3 separate regions of the Homo sapiens genome follow, and regions 1 and 3 are each linked to region 2. A link is an interaction called in ENCODE POLR2A ChIA-PET data of the cell type or tissue named here. Cell type or tissue: MCF 10A. All regions are shown on one strand.

Evidence for each region. Peaks named below come from ENCODE experiments on the same cell type or tissue, not always from the same donor. Only the 100,000 strongest peaks of a DNase experiment are listed, where the experiment ranks them.
Region 1: POLR2A ChIA-PET joins it to region 2 with 11 read pairs; 1 of 35 experiments calls an interaction of 5 or more read pairs at or near these places.
Region 3: POLR2A ChIA-PET joins it to region 2 with 8 read pairs; 3 of 35 experiments call an interaction of 5 or more read pairs at or near these places.

What each region holds. Positions count from the first base shown.
Region 1 is chr2:173,713,743-173,717,742 of GRCh38, reverse strand. No RefSeq gene overlaps it. Among named protein-coding and RNA genes, the nearest start is that of SP3, 250 kb to the left of the region's middle. In MCF 10A, no CTCF peak of the experiment used is centred here; a DNase peak (open chromatin) is centred at 2,112.
Region 2 is chr2:173,588,863-173,592,862 of GRCh38, reverse strand. No RefSeq gene overlaps it. Among named protein-coding and RNA genes, the nearest start is that of CDCA7, 240 kb to the right of the region's middle. In MCF 10A, no CTCF peak of the experiment used is centred here; DNase peaks (open chromatin) are centred at 2,362 and 3,082.
Region 3 is chr2:173,426,036-173,430,035 of GRCh38, reverse strand. No RefSeq gene overlaps it. Among named protein-coding and RNA genes, the nearest start is that of CDCA7, 73 kb to the right of the region's middle. In MCF 10A, no CTCF peak of the experiment used is centred here; DNase peaks (open chromatin) are centred at 1,545 and 1,915.

The DNA of each region.
Region 1 (4,000 bases), 120 kb before region 2:
TGAGGATAACTTGGCTTTGGACCAAAAGGCAAGGAAATATGATGTAATGCTTGTGCCATTCTACAGACTCTGGGTCCTTCTGGATTCTTCTTGTTGGTAGAATGAGCTTTCTAGAGTTTACAGTTAAAGGTAGCTTCAATTTTTCTCATTTATGAGTTGGTTTACTAAAAAGGTCTCAGACTTTCTCTTTCTAACCTCTTCCCCTCCTATATTTTTCTCCTTTTACCTAGGGGTACCTTTTTTCACATTCACCATTAAAGTTCTGCAGCCAGTGAAATTGCCCAATACGCTCCCTATCCCAAGACTGTCGCAGTCTCATATAGGAAAGTATATGAGTGAGTCATTAATAACACATGGAGTTACATAAGTAATGATTTCTTTCAGGTATAACCCAAATGTCTTGGTCTTCATGAGCTGGTAAGGGCAATTCAGTCTGGTCTTATTAATATGAAGCTGCCTGTCTAGATTCAGAGATTCTAGGGTTTTACTAGTCTGCCTGCAGATGACAATGCCTCCAGGCGTTCCTAGGGGTGCTCTAAAGTGTTCATGAATCTGCTGGTTGTTACTCAGTGCTTTGAGTTGGTCATGGTTACTGCTGCTACTGCCACTTCAAGACCATGAAGAGTAGGAGAATGCTCCATTTGTGTTGCACTGTATTGGAAGAAAGTTCCAGTTTAGGTTCACCAAACCCCACAGTGTTACAGTTCTAGAGGTCAAGCATCTGCCAGAGGCTGGAGCTCAAAGAGCAATTGACTTAGGGCCATTTCTTCTCCAGGGCAAATACAAGGCACCCAGTGCCTGAGTAAGACCTGGGGCCATGGGGATTCTCTAGAGGGTGCTCAGTATGACTATCCTTCTCCAGCCTCAGGCCATTGGCTGAGTCTTACCATGCAGACACCTTCTTTGCTTATGATGAATTATTTTACAGGGGCACTGTTATTCTTGAACTGTGGCTCCTCCACCCTCCACCCCTGGGCCAGGTCTCCAGTGCTGCAGGCCATTAGATGTCACTGTGTTTTCCTGAACTTCCCCACAGCTCCTCAGTCCATATATGAATCACTGGATACACAGATTTTTCGTGGAAGGTGCCCAGGTGGTGGCCTGACTCATCCTTCACTAAGAAGGGAACTTAGACCTACCCACAGATATTTGCAGTTTGAGTTTTTATTGTAATGGCTGCTTCCTTCCTTAGGAAAGGAATTTAAGGCATCAAAGAACACATGGGAGACTACCAATGTGGGTAAACTTAAAATCACATTCCAATCCCATTGGGAATTTTTTCAAAATTGACACATTTTAATTGTAAATATTTATGGGGCACAATTTGATGTTTCGGTACATATATGTGTTGTATAATCAAGGCAGTTAGATTTATCACCTCATGGAAAAGTGCTCAACATCAATAATCAACAGGGAAATGCAAGTAAAACACACAATGAGGTACCATCTCACTCCAGTTAAAATAGCCTATCATCAAAAGACAAAAAAAAAAAGTGTTGGTGAGGATGTGGAGAAAAGGGAACAATTACAAACTGTTGATGGGATTGTAAAGTAGGACAGCCATTATGGAAAACAGTATGGAGCTTCTTCAAAAAATTAAAAATGGGACTATTATGTGATCCAGCAATCCCACCACTGGGTATATATCCAAGGCAAATGAAATCAGTGTGTCAAAGAGATACCTGCACTCCCATGTTCATTATAGCACTAGTCACAATAGTCAAGCTATGAAATTGACGTAAGTGTCCAACTTCAGATGAATGGATAGATAATTTTTTATTAGTGTGACTCTTTTCCCTTTGCTTCTTTTCCCTTTGAGATTCCAGGGAGTCAGACTGCAGAGGGATGTGGCTAAGTCCAAATTCCTTGTTTTCTCTACTTCAAGTCTAGCTGAGAGAAAAGGATCCTACATACTGAGTGCATATCCCATTTTCCCACTCACGAGTTCTCTGGAAGCAGAGCCAAAACCGAGCAGCAAAAGTCAATTGATTTATTCTAACATATGCTTCATGTAACTTGAGATGTTGAAAAGCCCTGCATAGTTGCACCTAATTGAACACAGTCAGCAAATCCCATGGTCACCTGACATGTGTAATTTAGACGAGTGGATTAGTCAGCCTGAGACTAGGCACCTTCGTGCATGAATATGGGTGTGGGTTGCCAAGATACCCTCAAGAATGTCCTATGTGCCTATTGAAGCAGGAATCCAAAATTAGAAAAATGCAAATGGCTGTCGTACATGCACACAGTGAGGATGGGCCTTTGCCAATTCAGTTGGCTCCCTTCTAAATCCCAAGGCTGTGTCTTCCATGGAGTAAGGAAGCTGTCGATTTGAGTACTTATTAGAAGAGGAAAAAGGATTCCAATTGTACAAAGCTACTGTAAGTCCTTTGGAAGGAACTGGTGTACAAGTCTTAATATATAATAAATTGAAGGGATGTATGTGACGGACAAGAAAGCAATCTTGACATGACTCATGACTTCTAGTAGTCAAGAATCATTAGATCTGCAAGTGTTTCTTTGGCATGCACCTCTTCCTAATATACAATTTCATTCTTTCTCTCTTGTGACTCCCAAACTCATAGAACATGGACACCCATTGGAAGCAGATATTTTCAGATTCCCAGGTGCACATAAAACTATCCCCCTCCACTCCTAAACATATACACACCAGCTAGAAAGAAGAATTCCATTTAGGATTCTGCCTGCCTTTGTTTAATTCTTCTGTTAGAGCTTTTTAAGTATATGCAGTATACTTAAAATATTGAGGGCTCTGCTCTGCCCTAACTCACAGACTTACAGACCTCTTCCAAGGAGCGTTTTGGTTTCCTTTTAAGTCAGAGATTGGGGAGATTTGATATCAAAAATCCCCAAAATTCTGCAGTGTTTTCATTTTTGGGGTGAATTCTATTTTGCTACTGTGAACCCTGGGTATGAACAGGCATTCCTGTTCTTCCTCCCTCTGGTGCAACCCTTATCTGTGAATAGAAAGTGTCTGCAGAGACCATGGTACTCTGTGGATGAATCCCACTGCTCCTCTGTGGAGTTGCTTCTGGTGGAGGGCAGTCAACACCATCATTCAGGATGCTCAACACAATAAGCCAGAGAAATGAAGGAGATAAAAAAAGAGACATGTCAGAAATCTATCCTCAAAAGATGATCTTTTAGGGAAGGAGAATGGCTTTGAGATTAAACTCCAGAATTTCAGAGTTCTTTGTCTCATATTCCATGTAAAGGTCTTCAAATGAGTGACCATAGGAAAAGTCTTTGATGATTCTTTTGCTTGATATTACTTCCTTAAAAATTGCAACTATAACAAATGTCAACAAAATTCCTTGTAAGGATGAGTGACTAATTACGTATTATAGGGCACACACATGGAGTTGTTCATCAAAACAACTTATTTACCTAGTTACTCACCTAGTTGTGCTGTTTCTATTTTGCTATTTGATGTAGCCCCAAGAGGCCGATAATATAAAGTGCCTCTCCCTGGCTTAAATGCAATTATTGAGATCAATTCAACAAACTCTTAGTGGCATTCTACTACCATCAGACACTGTGCCAGGACCTAGAGAATCAAAGGTTTTGAAAGCCATTAACCTGCCCACCAAGAGCTGACAGCTGGGGAGAGATAGGCCCGTACACAGATGGTTTCAGTCATGTGGCAAATGCAGCTCTAGTTTCAGGCCAGGCCTATGGGATGCTTAGCTGGCCAGCATGAGTCAGGTGAGGCTTCTTGAAGACCAGGATCCATGTGATCAATATTTTTGTCTGCTCATTTCGGGGAGAAACTTTTTTAAATTTCAAAGTTAATCCATGTCCAATTTAACAGTGCACAAATGTGTAAAGGCAAAAGTGAAATGAGATGAATCTTAAAGGCTAAGTGAATATGCAAGTTTTCCCCATCGAGGGTAGACTCTGGGAAGGGAGAGATCTAAATGTGTCTTACAGGCTGAGGAGAAGTCAGGAAAGAGAGAGAGAGAGCGCAAAGCATACAGGA
Region 2 (4,000 bases):
AAGCTGTAGGCACTCAATGCCAGTCCATAAAAGTAGCCACAGGGGCTGTACCCTGCAAAGCCACAGGTGCAGAGCTGCCCAAGGCCTTGGGTGCCCACCCCTTGCATCAGTGTGGCCTGGATGTGATACATGGATTCACATGAATCTCAAAGGAGATTATTTTGGAGTTTTGAGAGTTAATGACTGCCCTACTGGATTTCAGACTTGCATGGGGCCTGTAGCCCCTTTGTTTTTGCCAATTTCTCCCTTTTGGAAGGGGAGCATTTACCCAATGCCTGTAGCCCCATTATATCTTAAAAGTAACTAAGTAATTTGTTTTTTATTTTACAGGCTCATAGGCAGAAGGGACTTCCTTGTCTTAGATGAGACTTTGGACTTGGACTTTAGTTAATGATGGAATGAGTTAAGACTTTGGGGGTCTGTTGGGAAGGTATGATTGTGTTTTGAAATGTGACAAGAACACGAGGTTTGGGAGGGGCCAGGGGTAGAATAATATGGTTTGCCTCTGTGTCCCCACCCAAATCTCCTGTCAAATTGTAATCCCCAGTGTTGAAGGGGGGGCCTGGTGGGAGGTGACTGAATCACAGGAGCAGACTTCCTCCTTGCTGTTCTCATGATAGAGTTTTTATAAGATCTGGTTGTGGGGAAGTGTTCAGCACCTCCGCCTTTGCTCTCTCTCTCTCTCCTGCCACCATGTGAATATGTGCTTGCTACCCTTCCACCATAATTGTGAGTTTCCTGGGTCCTCCCCAGAAGCAGAAGCCTATATAGCTCACAGAACCATGAGCCAGTTAAACTTCTTTTCTTTTCTGGTGATGGTTGTTTGCAGCTTTAAGGGGCTACCACTAGCCAAATATGGAACAATTTGAGCACGAAAATAAATGATGGTATAATGGATTATAGCCCATGGAGTGAAATGGAAATCCATGGATCTTGTTGATAAAAATAAATAAATGAATAAATATATAAGTGAGGGAAAAGAGAAAGCACTTCCTTTCAGTAGGATGTCAACCAGTGAATGTCAAAGCAATGATGAAGTTAGAAAAATCAAAATTGGCAGCTATCATGGTAGTATTTTATTCAGGCACGAATCTTTCAAGGATGATAAAACAAGTTGAGAGGTTTTATGGAATGAGATATCTACATGATTGCAAGGTAGCTCCTCACAAAATACTGATGAATTACAAAAGAAAAAAATAATAACTCTACAGTAGAGAATGCTGGCAAACACCACCTTCCCCAAGTGATCAGAGTTAACATAACCAGGGATGGGACTTTACTGGTATCATGTCCTTTCTACCATGATAGACTGAGAAGGATACAACACTACCATATGTATTCCTGTCAAACACACACAACCTGAATCTAATCATGAGAAAGCATCAGACAAACTCAAATTGAGGGACACTCTACAAAATAACTGTTGAATATGCTTCAATAATATCAAGGTCACAAAAGACAAGAAAAGACTGAAGAAGTGTCCAAAAAGATGACAACAAAATGTAATATGTTATCCTGGATTGGATAATGACTTAAAAAGGGAATTTTTTCCCACTTTGAAGACATTATTGGAATATTTAGTAAAATTTAAGTGGGGTCCTGGATTACAGAGTAGTGTTTATAATGTTAATTTACTGATTTTGATGGTTGTTCTGTGATTAGGTGGGAGAGTGTCCTTGTCTTTTAGGAAATACACAGTGAAATGTTTAGAAGTGTTCAGCTTACTCTCAGTTGATTCAGATGGGAAAGAATATATATATATAGTTTACAGGAAAATAATGATAAAGCAACTGTGGTAAAATCTTAACAACTGGAAATCAGTGTAAAAGATATACAAAGAGTACTCTTCTACTTTTTTCTCTAAGTTTAAAATTATTTCAAAATAAAAAGTCTTAAATGATAAAAGAAATCACCATGGTACCTATTTTACTTTCATTCTTCCAGGGCAGAGACTTGGCTTTATGCACCTGCTTTTCCTTTTCTGGCCTATTTCCAGGCACGTAAGAGAAAACCAATGAACACTTGTTTGGATAATTGGTGATTATACTTGTCTTAGCTTCCTTACTAAATTGTAAGCTACTAGAGGGCTTGAACCATGTCTTGTTTCTCGGAATTCCCTAAAGACCCAGCTCCGTGTCCTGTACATAATTGACACCATTGGTTATTTGTAGAACGGAATGGAATTATGTGGCCACTCAAATGTTATGATAATGATTAGGCTCTGACAAAGATCCCTTTTATGGGCCTGTGAAAACAATCACAGTACTTGAAACTAAAATTCCCCTCCTGGGCTTGTGAAAGCCAGGGTCCAGGTTAAGCAGCCCTTTGTGAAGCTGCATTCTCCGAGAGCGGCATCTGACTCTCCACTGAGTCACCTTTGGCAGGGAGCCTTCCCCTCAGTCTGCAGTCATTACCCTAATGAAGGACAGCTGGGGCTGCCAACAATGAACTTGCACTCTCAAGTGGCAGCCGCCCTTAAAAGAACAGTTCCCTCACCCACTAGAACAGCCCTTCCAGGCCAGAAATTGGCCACTGGTTTTATGCCTGGATGGGATGTGGATCCATAGGGAGTCAAAAATGGCAGCTGCAAAGCATGCTGTTGATAGAGAAATGCTCAGTTTAAAGAAGAAACCCTGCCCAGAGTGAGAAGCAAAACTTGCCATGTATTTTAAAAACCACTGTCCTATGTTTTGAAAAACTATATTGGCAGGGGAATCTGATACAGACTTTACTTCTGGACAGCTGTCCTGTTCATTCAGATGCAGGGTGAGCTGGAAGTCAGCCTTCAGGGCCGTGAATACAGGGCAGCTCCAAGCAAGCAACAGGCTCACCAACGAAACCAACAGACAATGTGCATTTTTCAAGACTGTTTCCCTGATGAAAAAATATTTTTTTCTACATAAGCTTGTATAGGCCACTCCTCTGATGCAGAAATCAACATTTCATGAGGTAAATAGAAAAATACTGTCTGGTAATAACCCGCATCACTGAGTGTTTACTCAGTGACAAATGTTACTCTAAGAGCTTTGCATGATTAGCTCATGTAATCCTCCTGATAGCCTGCAGGTAGGTACTCATTGCACCTGGCTGGCAGAGAAGGCACCTAAGAAATTTGGCAAAAGCCACAGAACTAGTCAGTGGTGGAGCCACAATCTGAACTCAGATACTCTAACAGCAAAGTCAACTGTTTAACACAGATCCTTCAAAGTTGGGTATTTTTCCAAGGAAACTTTGGATTGACACTTAACTGCAGAGACCATACTATGTTACGTGTGTTGAAACTTGTTTTGATCACACACACACAGTGCTTTGAACATGGAACATAACCAAGCAATGCTAATGACTATACGTTGGAGGAGAATAATACAGGAACGTCAGAAATGAAATGTTTATTTTGGCTGTTAGGGGCACTGGCACTGATCTGAAACCAGTTTTGAAAATGCAGAATGCGACAAAGTTGAAGTCATGCTGGTTTGAAGGGTTAAAAGTTCTGCTAGGTAGCTGAGCCAGGAATATGTCCTCTGTCCGGAGTGCTCACCTTACAGCGGGAGGTGGGGCAAAAGCCAGCGGCTGGTCCAGACTGCTAAAGGATTGCAGAGAGACCCATGATATTGAAGAGCATGACCGACAGGCCTCATAGTGTGTAAAAATGTATGCTTGACATGGGGCAGCAATGCGGTCCATGGAGCAGAGGCGCATGGACCCATTAGCAGACATGATGAGGACAGGCAGGGTGGGCTGACGCACAGCTGAAGAAGATAGGGGAGCACAGGAAATGACATTTTTAAATGTCAGGAAAACGTTACACAATGAGTCAGAAAGAGATGGACATTTCCTAAGCAGTAATGCTGCCTCATTATATAAAGTTTTCTGTTCTGTCAGTCATTAACTATACCAGAAAAGAAGGCAAAACACGCAGGTTTTTGTGAATCAAGCAATCTTTAACTTCTGTGACACATCTTCTCATAACTAGACCACGGCAGTAAGCTGCTCAGGAAAG
Region 3 (4,000 bases), 160 kb after region 2:
AGAAGAAACACTACTCTTTTTTTTTTTTTTTTTTTTTTTGAGATGGAATCTCACTCTGTCACCCAGGCTGGAGTGTGCAGTGGCACAGTCTCAGCTCACTGCAACCTCTACCTCCCAGCTCAAGAGATCCTCCTGCCTCAGCCTCCCAAATAGCTGGGATTATAGGCACACATCACCATGCCTGGCTAATTTTTGTATTTTTTAGTAGAGACAGGGTTTCACCATGTTGGCCAGGCTGGTCTCGAACTCCTGACGTCAGGTGATCCGCCCGCCTTGGCCTCCCAAAGTGCTGGGTTTACAGACGTGAGCCACCGCTCCAGGCTGAAACACCACTCTCATGCACCCTGAACAAATCAGAGAAAGCTGATAATCACCAAGTGTCCTGTGCAGACTTGAACCAACTCTGCATCACCCTGTGGCAACTCCAGAGTAGTTCCAGGGGAATTCACATTCCCCAGGCCTTTTCAGAACCCCTCCAAAGCCCCAGAATTAATTCAGTCCCCAGAGAGTCTCTGGGCTTTTGACATCTTTATTAAAGGATTGACACACAGAGGCACCCACTTAATGGTAATGATACTTATCCATCCATCTATCTGTTTATCCTTTCATCCAACAAACACATACTAAGCATCTCCATGCCCAACTTAGAGAATACGAATAAGAATAAGAACCAATTTCTACCTTCTTGGTGGGGACAAATGGTTAAACCAGCAAGTACACTAAGGATTACTAGTACCATGAGAGAAGCAGAACCGAAGCGCTATGTGGGAACGAAGGAAGGAAGGAGGAGGAGTCAGGTAGGTAGCTCATGCCTGTAAATCCCAGCACTTTGGGAAGCCAAGAAAGGCAGCTCACTTGAGCTCATGAGTTTGAGACCAGCCTGGCCAACACGGTGAAGCCCCATCTCTACTAAAATACAAAAATTAGCCAGGGATGGTGGTGGGCGCCTGTAACCCCAGCTACTTGGGAGGCTGAGGCATGAGAATCACTTGAACCCAGGAGGAGAAGGTTGCAGCGAGCCGAGATCACACCACTGCACTCCAGCATGGATGACACAGAGAGACCCTGTATCAAACAAGAAAAAAAAAAAAAGAAAACGTTTCATGGAAGAAGTAATCTTCCAAAGATGGGCAGGTAGAAGACATGGGGATGCTCACTTGAACCCTCTGGGTCTTCCCAAATATAGTTGCCATGACTCAATGTTTAATAGTCATGACTGGAATCTGACCTGACCTACTTGACCTAGGTAAGGAAAAAATTGGAATGTACTGACCTAAGTCCCTGAAGAGCAGGAGCGTGACTGAGACACCTGGAGCCGGGGACTCAGACTCTCTCCGACTCTCTTGTCTCTGCCTCTCTCTGTGGATCGGCTTTCTTCTCCCCTAACCACGGCTTGGTTTTCTCACAGAAGTCAGACATGGCTGCTACAGCTACTGGCTTATATCTGCCAGCTTTTCCTCAAGGGAAAAACGTTTTCTCCCCGCAGGTTTAGTTGTTGAAATCCCAGGGGAGTGATTGGTGTGTTCTGAGTCATGCATTAGACACATGTCACTGTGGCCAGAACAGGGGCTCCCATGATTAGCTCAGCTTGGCCAGGGGCCTACCTTTGGATCAAACACTTTGTACAGACAAGTGGGGTCATGTAAAATACAAATTACTCATTTGGTTCACATTGGGTAGCAAGAACAGCTCCCCCAAATAAAGGGAGTGTTATTCCCAGAAAGTAGTAGGAGTACCAGAAACACAAAACAATAAATATCCACCATATCAGGACACCGCCAAACCATTCCTAGTTTCCAGGTGTCAACAGAATCTTCTGGCCCAGGGTTCACATGACAGTAGCAAAGCTGAAACTACAAGCCTGGCTATGTGAGCCAGCTTCTAACCAGATTCAGGTGGTGCAAGTCCCTTCACATCTGGTGGGGAGTCACAGCCAGCTGGATCAGCACTGAAGTAGGCCAAAGAGCAAAACTGTGGACAGAAAGGAATGCTGAACTCCTGCCAGGGCAGAGCACCTGGAATGTCCGTATCTTCAAGGCTACAGTCAAGGTCATTAACTGTGACTGAGCCTACAGAGGATGGGCTAGAGGGTTGCAGAGAGAGCTCAAGTTCACAAAAGCAATAAGGGTCTTGCAGGATTTGGATGTAGGGGAGCTGGGAGAGAGAAGTGTGTTACAAGTGTCAGCAGAAAGGACAACTGAAATTGAAGCACAGTTTGAGTGGCAAATATTAACTCCCTATTCCCTATTCTACCCAAACAGATGGAGGCTTTTATTGTGTCCCTTTTTGATGCCATTCCTCATAATTCCTCATTTCCTCTTTCCCACTTTGGGGTTGTAATAGATCACTGATAGCTATCCATCCCCCAACATATTTTACTTGCTTTTCTCATTTACTCTCTGTGTTTCCCACTAGATTGTAACCTCCATGAGAGCAGGGATTTTGCCTGTTTTGTTCATTTCTGATTCCCCCAAAATAATGTATGTCATTGAATAGGCACTTAATAATATCTGTGAAATCAATTTGCTGAGGACCGAATTCCCAAGAAAGAGATACAATCTCCTAAGGGAATTGCTATCTGTGAGGGACAGAATGTCCCCCCACTCTTTATGCCATCTTCCACAGGTAGGAAGCTGCCCAGCAGAACACTCCTGGGCTCCTCTCCACTTCATTTCCCCCAAACTCCAGCCCCGCCATGGGAAGGTGCAGCAATGTACACAATGATGTGTTTAGGACAAAGAATCGGGCCTTCTTCAGTCACCCTCAGGCACAAGCTGCCCACAGGAAGCCACCTCCGCTCTGCTCCTGCCTTCCATGCTCTCCATGCTGAGGGCTATGGTCCAGCACTGCCATGGCTGGGGGCAGAGGAACTTCCATCAAATTCCTGCAGATATAGGTCCTATTCTCAGGATCAGCTGGCTCACTAGCAAAGGTGATATTTCAATCCTACACTTGCCTCTTTGTTGTTGTTGTTGTTGTTTTGAGACAGAAACGCACTCTGTTGCCCAGGCTGGAGTATAGTGGTACAATTTTGGCTCACTCCAACCTCTGCCTCCCGGGTTCAAGTGATCCTCCCACCTCAGCCTCCCTAGTAGCTGGAACTACAGGCATATGCCACCACGTTCAGCTAACTTTTGTATTTTTTATAGAGACATGGTTTCACCATGTTGCCCAGGCTGGTCTCAAACTCCTAACCTCAAGTGATCCACCCGCATTGGCCTACCAAAGTGCTGGGATTAACAGGCGTGAGCCACCCCACTCAGCCTGAATCAAAACTATTTATCTGTCCCTGCTGAGTTCAAGCACCACCTACTCATGCCGTAATTAGTAAAAATGAGCTTGTTACAAAGTAGCATGTAGCACTACCCAAATTACCTTCTGCTGCGGGTCACATTCCCTGGGAAACAGACCCTAAGATGATGACATTTGCATGTGGAAGGTTTCTACCGGGAGTGGTTAGGAGGATCTTCTCAGAAGCAGGCACCTGTGAGGGAGCTGGGGCAGGACAGACAGGCAGGGAGAGGAGGCGCTGAACTATGATGTAGATGCAGTCTCGGCCAATTATACAGGGAGCTCTGAACTGCCTGGGGCTGCCTTTTATCCTTCTTCCTTCCAGGACCAGCCATTGATGGGGGCTGCCTCCAGAGAGGAGTGTGGCCTTGGCCAAGGGTAATTCCCCTTCCAGGTCCTGAAGGGGCATCTGTGAGGTCACCTCAGAGTGGATTCACACACCATCCTTCCGTTATATGATGCTGGGTATAATAACAACAAAAACATTTTGCCTGTGATATCACCTGTATAATAATAATTTGCCTGTATAGTAACAACAAAAACCTTTTGCCTGTGTATTTTGCTTAGGGGAGAGGGGTCGGTAAGGGAATGTTTTGAGGTTAGGCCTGTAAAGGGAGAAGTGACAGCAAAGACACCACCCAAGTGAAATCACGTGCACTGGAATTCAGCTTAGGCAAGCAGAATGCCCCTTCCCGCTAAACTGGTTCAG